3 separate regions of the Mus musculus genome follow, and regions 2 and 3 are each linked to region 1. The links are chromatin loops, found by intact Hi-C in ENCODE. Cell type or tissue: gastrocnemius. All regions are shown on one strand. Region 1 overlaps Ccdc14 (coiled-coil domain containing 14). Region 2 overlaps Kalrn (kalirin, RhoGEF kinase). Region 3 has its middle 17 kb from the start of Kalrn.

Region 1 (2,500 bases):
GTTCATCTACCTGCTGGTTAGTTAGCTCTCCTCCAGTCCCACCTGCTTCTTCCTCAGCATCTGGCTCTCAAATTTCCCATGCCTCTCTATTTTCCAGAATCCTCTGTCTTCCTGCCAGTGTCCCGCCTCCTATTTCCTGCCTCAGCTCATTGGCCATAGGCTTTTTTATTGACAGGTGGTGCTTATAAGCGATCACTACATTGGTAGGCTGAATGTGTGTATATTTTTGTATGTATGTCTTCACATTAGTGCTGTGTACCCATGTGCTACACATGTTTGTCTTTCCTTATCACGTCCTGCCTTTATTCTTACTGAACCTGAAGCTTATAGATTTGACTAGGCAGGCTGGCCACTAAACTCCATGGATCCATCTGTCCCTGCCTCCCCTTTGCTGGGGTTAAGGACCATACTGCCTGTCAGTCCCTGCCAGCTCCTGGGGATGGAAACTCTGGTTCTTGTGCTTGAGCCAGCAGGTACTTCACTGACTGGGCTATTTTTCTAATCCCTAGGCTGAAATTTTAATTAATTTAGTAAATTTGAAAACTGATATCCAATTATAAAACTCCTAAGACTATTGGAATACTTCTGGTGTGTAAATCTACTCTTTCAGCTATAAATTATACACAGTCTAAATAGAGATGGAGTGTTTCTCATAAAGATTTAGCATCTGTTTTGAGGTATGCTATAAATAGATGCTGGGCGTTACACACTGCAATGTCAGTGCTTTTGTTATATTTCCTTCTTTATTTTTGTGGTGTTGGAGATCAAACTGAGGCCTTCAGTGTTGTAGGCAAGAACTATACTACTGAGCTGCAGCCTCGGCTCTGGCTACATGTAACTAAAACATGGAAAGTAAGTCGTCCCTTTAATTTTTTGGTATGACTACTTAAAATTTTAAATTAAATATATTGCTTATATTATGTTCCTGTTGGACAGTATCAGTCTTAACTAGGGTCCATTCCATATAGCCAGTTGTGTTTTTAGAAATGGTGTTTAGTTTTACTTTATAATTAAAGCTTTGTTAGAACCTACTGTTCATAGGTCGTATGTGGCTGCTTTCGTACTACGGTGGCATTGAGTAGTTGTGACAGAGACAAGTTAGCTCATAAGCCTGGAATGTTTATTCTCTCTGGCCTTTTAAGAAAGAAGCGTGTTTGGAGTTTTTTAGTTTCTGTGAGATGGCGACATCTGCTGGCAGAGGCAGGACTGTGTAGCTCAGCTTAATAAGACTACAGAAGGAAGTCCAGTGAGCTAGTGGATTGAGAACATGTGCCGGTGAACATGGACTCAGAGCTCCTCAGATTAGACAATTCTTAAGGAACCAGAAGTCTAAAAAAGAGAGGACTAGGATTCAAAAGGAGAGGACAAGATTGTGCTTTGCTGTGCTGTGCTGTGTTGTGCTGTGTGCTGTGCTGTGCTGTGTTGTGCTGGGCTGTGCTGTGTTGTGCTGTGTTGTGCTGTGTGCTGTGTGCTGTGCTTGGCTGTGCTGTGCTGTGCTGTGCTGTGTTGTGCTGTGTGCTGTGCTGGGCTGTGCTGTGCTGTGGGCTGTGATCTCCCGTGGACCATCTTAGACTCCTGAGTTAAAATAGCTTTAGAGGATATTTTTCTATTTCCTTTATTGTAAAATTATTTTAATAAAAACTGATACTTTATAGGAAGTTATTAGCTAGTTTTGTAGCTCGTCTGATAGAGATGATCTGTTATTGCTATGGGTTTTCGTCATCTCAGAGGGATCACGTTTAGAAATATATTTCTAGATAGCAAGATTTATGAAAATGAAGTATTTACTTATCTGCTCAGTTTGCAGCTATTGGATGATATAACATTGCTGAGTGTTTACTCTGTGCTACATACTGTTCTGAGGCGTTGCCAAGTGCTACTTACAGTTCAGCGATCTTTAGAAGTTGGTGATTTTATTTGCATTTTACTCTGTCTTTGTGTTTAATAGCAATGAGGTTATGCAAAGTAAAAAGACACTCATAGTATTACCGATTGACTTTAGCTCTGTAACCAGTGTTGGGGGATGGACTGAAAGAGTGACAGGAAATTGAAGGAGTGGGTTAGGGTACCTCTGTGTGAGGAAGTGATTGGCAGCACCGAGCAAACTCGCTTTTTCCACTCTGAAAACTAAAGGAAGCAGCAGCCTATCCTGGAGCTGTTCATATAGTGAAGCAGCATTAGGGAGGTGGATAGACCGATGGCTAGCCTACCCCTCATATAAAGGAAAAAATGGCCTCTCCAGTCCTGTGTGCATGTGCGCATAGCAGAGGCTGACATCAGGTGTCTTCCTCCTAACACCTCATCTTTTTTTTGGTTTACTTATGTATTTATTTTGGTGACACAGTTTCATGAAAGTCAGGCTGTCTTCAAACAGGATATGAAGCTGAGAATGTCCTTGACTTGTTGTTGTTGCTCTTGTTTTGTTTTTCTTTTTTATTTTATTTTTAACATATATAAGAAATAAATGTAAAAAACCAAATACGTGGACAAAAAATACAAG
Region 2 (2,500 bases), 510 kb before region 1:
AAATTTTTGTGCATCCAAAGGTAAAGTTGTTGGAGCCCTTGTGTGTATGTGTGTGTGTGTGTGTGTGTGTGTGTGTGTGTGTGTGCTTGCTGTCATACCAGCGAGGTGAGAATAGGGAGGTTGTAGCACGGGTTAAAGAGGAACAATGAACAGCAGGTATAGAATGTGGAGACGGCAGTCGGGACACTGCTTCCTGGTGGAGCCAGGCTGCATTCCCGTGCTCTTCCCAGTGGAGCTTGCTAGGTCCCTGCAGACTCACAGCCTAGACTCTAGAGGCTCTTGACTGCCAGGGGCTAAGGGAGCAGTGAGCATAAGGAGAGATAAGGAACTGGAGGGAAGTCAGGAGCCTGAGCACACTGGAGAAGGAGCTATTCGCATCTTCAGCACACCTTGGGTACCTAGGCTGAGCATGGGCTTCTTGGCCCTGTCTCTCCATTTCACTCCAGAGACTTTCGTGTGGGTGAGGGATGAGAGGGCAGGCATGGCTTCCAATCTTTAGAAGCAAAAGCAAGCGTTGTCTCCTGGATGTGTTTCCCAATACCCCATTCACTGTAGCTAACACGTATGATCAGATGGACAATTACTTGCACACGACATACCAAGTAATGTTACAACGAGGCAAAAATGTAAAAAAAAAAAAAATTCTCCACTCAATGTTATTTATCTGTAATAAGATCTCTAACTAAGATGCTGCCTAGCACCAAGGCAGGAAAGCAACAATATGTGAACAAGTGAAATCAATGTTACCATGATGTATCTGAGCTTGATTGCTTTTTGTCTGGGTGTTTCGATTGTTTCCAATCAGCCTCAATGTTGCAAGCTAATCACAGCGCAAATAACAGCAACAAGATCACAGCTATCTTCTCTAGGCTCTGCTTAAAGCTGGCAGTTACCCTTAGACTGAGGGTCTGGGACCCAGGAAAGTTCACTAGCCTTTCCTTTTTTTCCTAGCATTGGGATATTAACGGAATGATACCTGGGTCCATGCCAGTCTGAGTAGCTCAGAAAGGGTCAGCTTCCATAAAACAAGGGGACAGAGCTAGATTATAGCAGAGGCTGCTTTGAGCTTTCCCAGTAGAAGGGATACAATTAATAACGCAGGCATTTGGGGTGTGCATGCACAGAAAGCACATACTGTAAGCAAGGAAACAGTAGCTGCAGCCTGTGGATAGCTGGAATCATGAGCTGCACAACTTCTTTCTCTCCACTTGGTGGAGCCAGTGCCTCACCAAAGCCCACTGTGTTTCAAAGGGAAGTAAACCAATTTATGTGACAAAAAGAATAGGAAGACAAAACCAAATCCAGACAAACGTGTGTGCATGTGGGCATGTGTGTGCATGTGTGTACGTGTGTGCATGTGTGTGTGTTGGAGGGGTTCAGGACGTGATTATCTATCTATTTATTTATTTATTTATTAGCTCATGAGAAAACACGTTTAGGAAACCACACTGCGCATGCTCCTGAAACCTGTTTTTCACCATCTGCCCCTCCTCTTCTTGTTGTGCCCATTCTGCAGTCTTTATCCCTCCCGTCCTCCTTTTCCTTCTCTCCCTTCCCTCTCCCAGATCTCCCTCTCCTTATACTCCACCCACTCTGCTCCCTCATTTCTACTGTCTAGGTATTTTGGTTAATTTCCCCATCTTACCAGACCCCTTTCCTGGGCCCCCTTTCAGTCCATTTCAGTCAGATTACTTCCACATGCCACTCCTTTCCCCCACAGTCCCCAAGGCGTGTCTGTGATGTCTAACCGAGGGATAAGATCAGCATCTGTCCCTGACCATCATAAGGCAGGGGTGACCTGAGCCTCTCTTACGAACTCTTTTCCCATCCTACCCATTGACACCCTCCCTTCAGAGGCATTTGTTCACACTGTCCCTTTTCATCAAGGAAGCCATGCCCACCTGTGGAAGCTCTCCATGAGTTCTATCTCAAATGCCCCTCTCCAGTCAGCTTGTCCGGCTCCTCCACTGAACAAGAGTGTCATCTTCTTGAACTAATTTTGTGCCTTGTCTTACCCCTTCTTAGAACTGTCTGCTTCTAACAAGAAGTCAGAGCCTGGACTCGATCCACCACTGGGAACAGCTTCACATCCTAATTGGAAATGGTTCGATCCAAAGACAACACTCCAGAAAGATGATCAAAATACGGTCAAGTGTGGTGGCTCACACTTTAGTCCCAACCCTCAAAAGGCAGAGCAAGAGGACTGCTGTGAGTTCCAAGGTAGCCTGGTTTATATAGTATTTTAGACCACCCAAGGGTACATAATGAGATCTTGTCTTTTTAAAACAACAACAACAAAAACAAACTAGTCTTTGTGTAGTAGCTTTCCTAATTTAGTTTTTTTTTAAGATTTATTTTATTATTATATCTAAGTACACTGTAGCTGTCTTCAGACACACCAGAAGAGGGCATCAGATTTCATTACGGATGGTTGTGAGCCATCATGTGCTTGCTAGGATTTGAACTCAGGACCTTCGGAAGAGCAGTCTGTGCTCTTAGC
Region 3 (2,500 bases), 170 kb before region 1:
GTACAGTTGTGAGGAGTCGCTGCAAATGATTGCAAAAGACCCAAGGGCTTTTATTACGAGAAACACTTTGTGTGGAACAGGGCTCTCTGGTGGTGGCCACAGATACCACAGCACTGCCCCCTCAAGTGTTTCTTTAGCTTCTTTAAAAATGTTATTTCCTCAGATAAAGATTATGCCTATAATATGGACAGATAATACAAACCTGGTATAGTGGACTCAATACTATAACAAATGACCGGGCAAAGATATAAGACTCTCGGCAAATCTGAACACCTGAACAAAATCAACAGGGGCAAACTCTGTGTCTGGCGATCTACCCTTTAAAGCGACGCACACATCACTCTGAAAGCCATTCTCACCTTCTGCATCTACCTTAGTGAAACACTGTACACAAGACGCACGCACGCTGGCTGACAAACATTCTCAGGAGCAGGATGGCTTCGAGGATGCAATGTTAGACTTGCCGAAGCAATTGTGGAATATTTACACCAAGAAAACTATAACCGCACAGAATATTTTCAGAGCATGTTTCAGGAAGAAAAGTTGATATATAAAGCATGATATGGTAACCTCAGACTGGTAGGCATAAGCCATATACAAATACACAGTGACGCCCACAGGGTTTCCCCATCACCGGAAGCCTATTCCCAGACAGAGCCTCGGTGGCCATTCGCTGCGAGAGAACTATGGCATTGCTAGTAATATCTAAAATTCAGAATGTAGTCATTTTGGTAATTGTATAATTACAATTTTTCCAAGTCTTGCTTTTATCCAAAGGGGGAAAGTTAAAAATATAGGAGATTATACAAATTCATTGGCTTTCCATTATTCAAAAGTTTAGCACTATGGAAATCTAGCAAAAGTGCTACCTCATGGTACAGAGAGTGTCCCAGAAGTCTGGACAGACCCTGAATACCAGAGTGTCACTACACTGATGACACCTGGAGAGCTGAGCTGGGGCCAATCTCAGCAATGCAATTAGGTGGGGACACCAACAGTACGACATCACGAAACAAATGGCTATGAGGAATTTGGAAAGCTTGACATTGTCCTGACTGACAGCACTGCCACTGTTTAACCTCGAGACACGACTGCGGGTACAACCAGGTCCCTTCAGATATTTGAAGGGCTATGGAGATAAGCCACAGTAAACCTTTTTAAGGCAGTTAACTTATTATGGAAATTTCCAGAGGCAAATGCTAGAACAAATAAATAAAAATGGTATTTTCCTTCAAAATTTATATGTGTGTGTGTGTGTGTATACACATACACATATACAGAGAGATACATATGCATCTACAAATAAAGAAGCATTTTAACTGAAAGAACGAATGGTAACAAAATAGTGGGAAATCATGAGTTTCCTATCATTGTAAATATTAGAGTAAGAGAACTTTTTTTAAAAAAAAAGCATGTTGGTTTCATTCCAGATAAATCCAGACAATTTTTAAAGATCTCTAACATTTCTAATATTCTGTGATCCATTCAGAGACAGAATTGGTTTTCAATGTATGTACCCATTTGATTCCAAATCCCTCTAGTGGTATTCTCTGCCAGCAGGTGGCAGCAGATGCCTTGGACGCTGGGTTCTATATGTTAGGTGTGGTCAAAAAATAAATGAGCACAGTTTCCAACAGTTAAAAAAGGGGGTGTGGGAGAACACAAGTCCCAAAGTAGCTTCCTTCAAAAGAACAAGCAAGCATAACTAAAAAACATGTCTAACAGTATACAACAATACTTTTTTTTTTTTTTGAGACAGTCTTTGTAAGCCTAGGTTGACCTAGAATTTACTCTATAACCAGGCTGGTCTCAGACTCTGGAGAATATCCTGCCTCAGCCTTCCAAGTGCCAGGATTACAGCACACACCATCACGCCTAGGTTTTGCATGTTCTTCTTGATCTCTGAATTCCTCTTGATTTAAAAAAAAAAAATCCTTGCTTCCTCTGCAGCTGCACATCACATCCATTACCATAATCTTTCAGCCAGACCCAAAGAAAAGAACCTTCAGGATGGTCAGAGAAGCATTCTGGCCATTTCCTGCTTCCAGCTCCCATGCCCAGCATCTCCACAGCTGAAGCTACAAAATAAGCAGGAAACATACAAAAACAGTGGACCTCACCCGGATAGCATGAAAGTACATCATTACCATTTTCTAAGCACACGAGAATTCTTCCCTACCCCAGCCCCAAAGAAAGGAATAAAGCCCCTGCTTTACCCCACTCTAGCCTTGGCTCTCTGCTGTGATGTCATTTAAACTCTGCATACAATCAACAGTCCTAGTCCAAGTGGCAACCAGAGACAGACAAATCTGGTATTCGTGAAGTATTTTGAATAGGGCTTGTAAGTGGACAGAAATAAATAATATTTGTTGAACCAGCATTTAAAGCAGTTACATCATGGTTAATCATGGTCTTGAGTCAAGGTGCTATTGACTGTTCTAGTCTCAGGTCAAACAGTCCTTCTGCCAGGAGCCCTTGAGCTATTAAGAGCATGTTCAGT

What was found. A loop is a pair of places that touch in the nucleus more often than their neighbours do. Peaks named below come from ENCODE experiments on the same cell type or tissue, not always from the same donor. Only the 100,000 strongest peaks of a DNase experiment are listed, where the experiment ranks them.
Region 2: it touches region 1 in a loop (2.5-fold over the local background); 11 of 42 quality-filtered maps call a loop at or near these places.
Region 3: it touches region 1 in a loop (2.5-fold over the local background); 12 of 42 quality-filtered maps call a loop at or near these places.

The regions. Positions count from the first base shown.
Region 1 is chr16:34,699,182-34,701,681 of GRCm38, forward strand. The region is part of intron 5 of Ccdc14 (coiled-coil domain containing 14); the gene reads left to right. Among named protein-coding and RNA genes, the nearest start is that of Gm35150, 9.7 kb to the left of the region's middle. In gastrocnemius, a CTCF peak has its summit at 1,193 (motif pointing left); DNase peaks (open chromatin) are centred at 414 and 1,196; H3K27ac peaks cover 343 bases.
Region 2 is chr16:34,191,911-34,194,410 of GRCm38, forward strand. The region is part of intron 25 of Kalrn (kalirin, RhoGEF kinase); the gene reads right to left. Among named protein-coding and RNA genes, the nearest start is that of Gm41448, 73 kb to the left of the region's middle. In gastrocnemius, a CTCF peak has its summit at 1,214 (motif pointing right); a DNase peak (open chromatin) is centred at 1,220.
Region 3 is chr16:34,530,137-34,532,636 of GRCm38, forward strand. It overlaps a transcript of Kalrn not described here. Among named protein-coding and RNA genes, the nearest start is that of Kalrn, 17 kb to the left of the region's middle. In gastrocnemius, a CTCF peak has its summit at 1,554 (motif pointing right); a DNase peak (open chromatin) is centred at 1,566.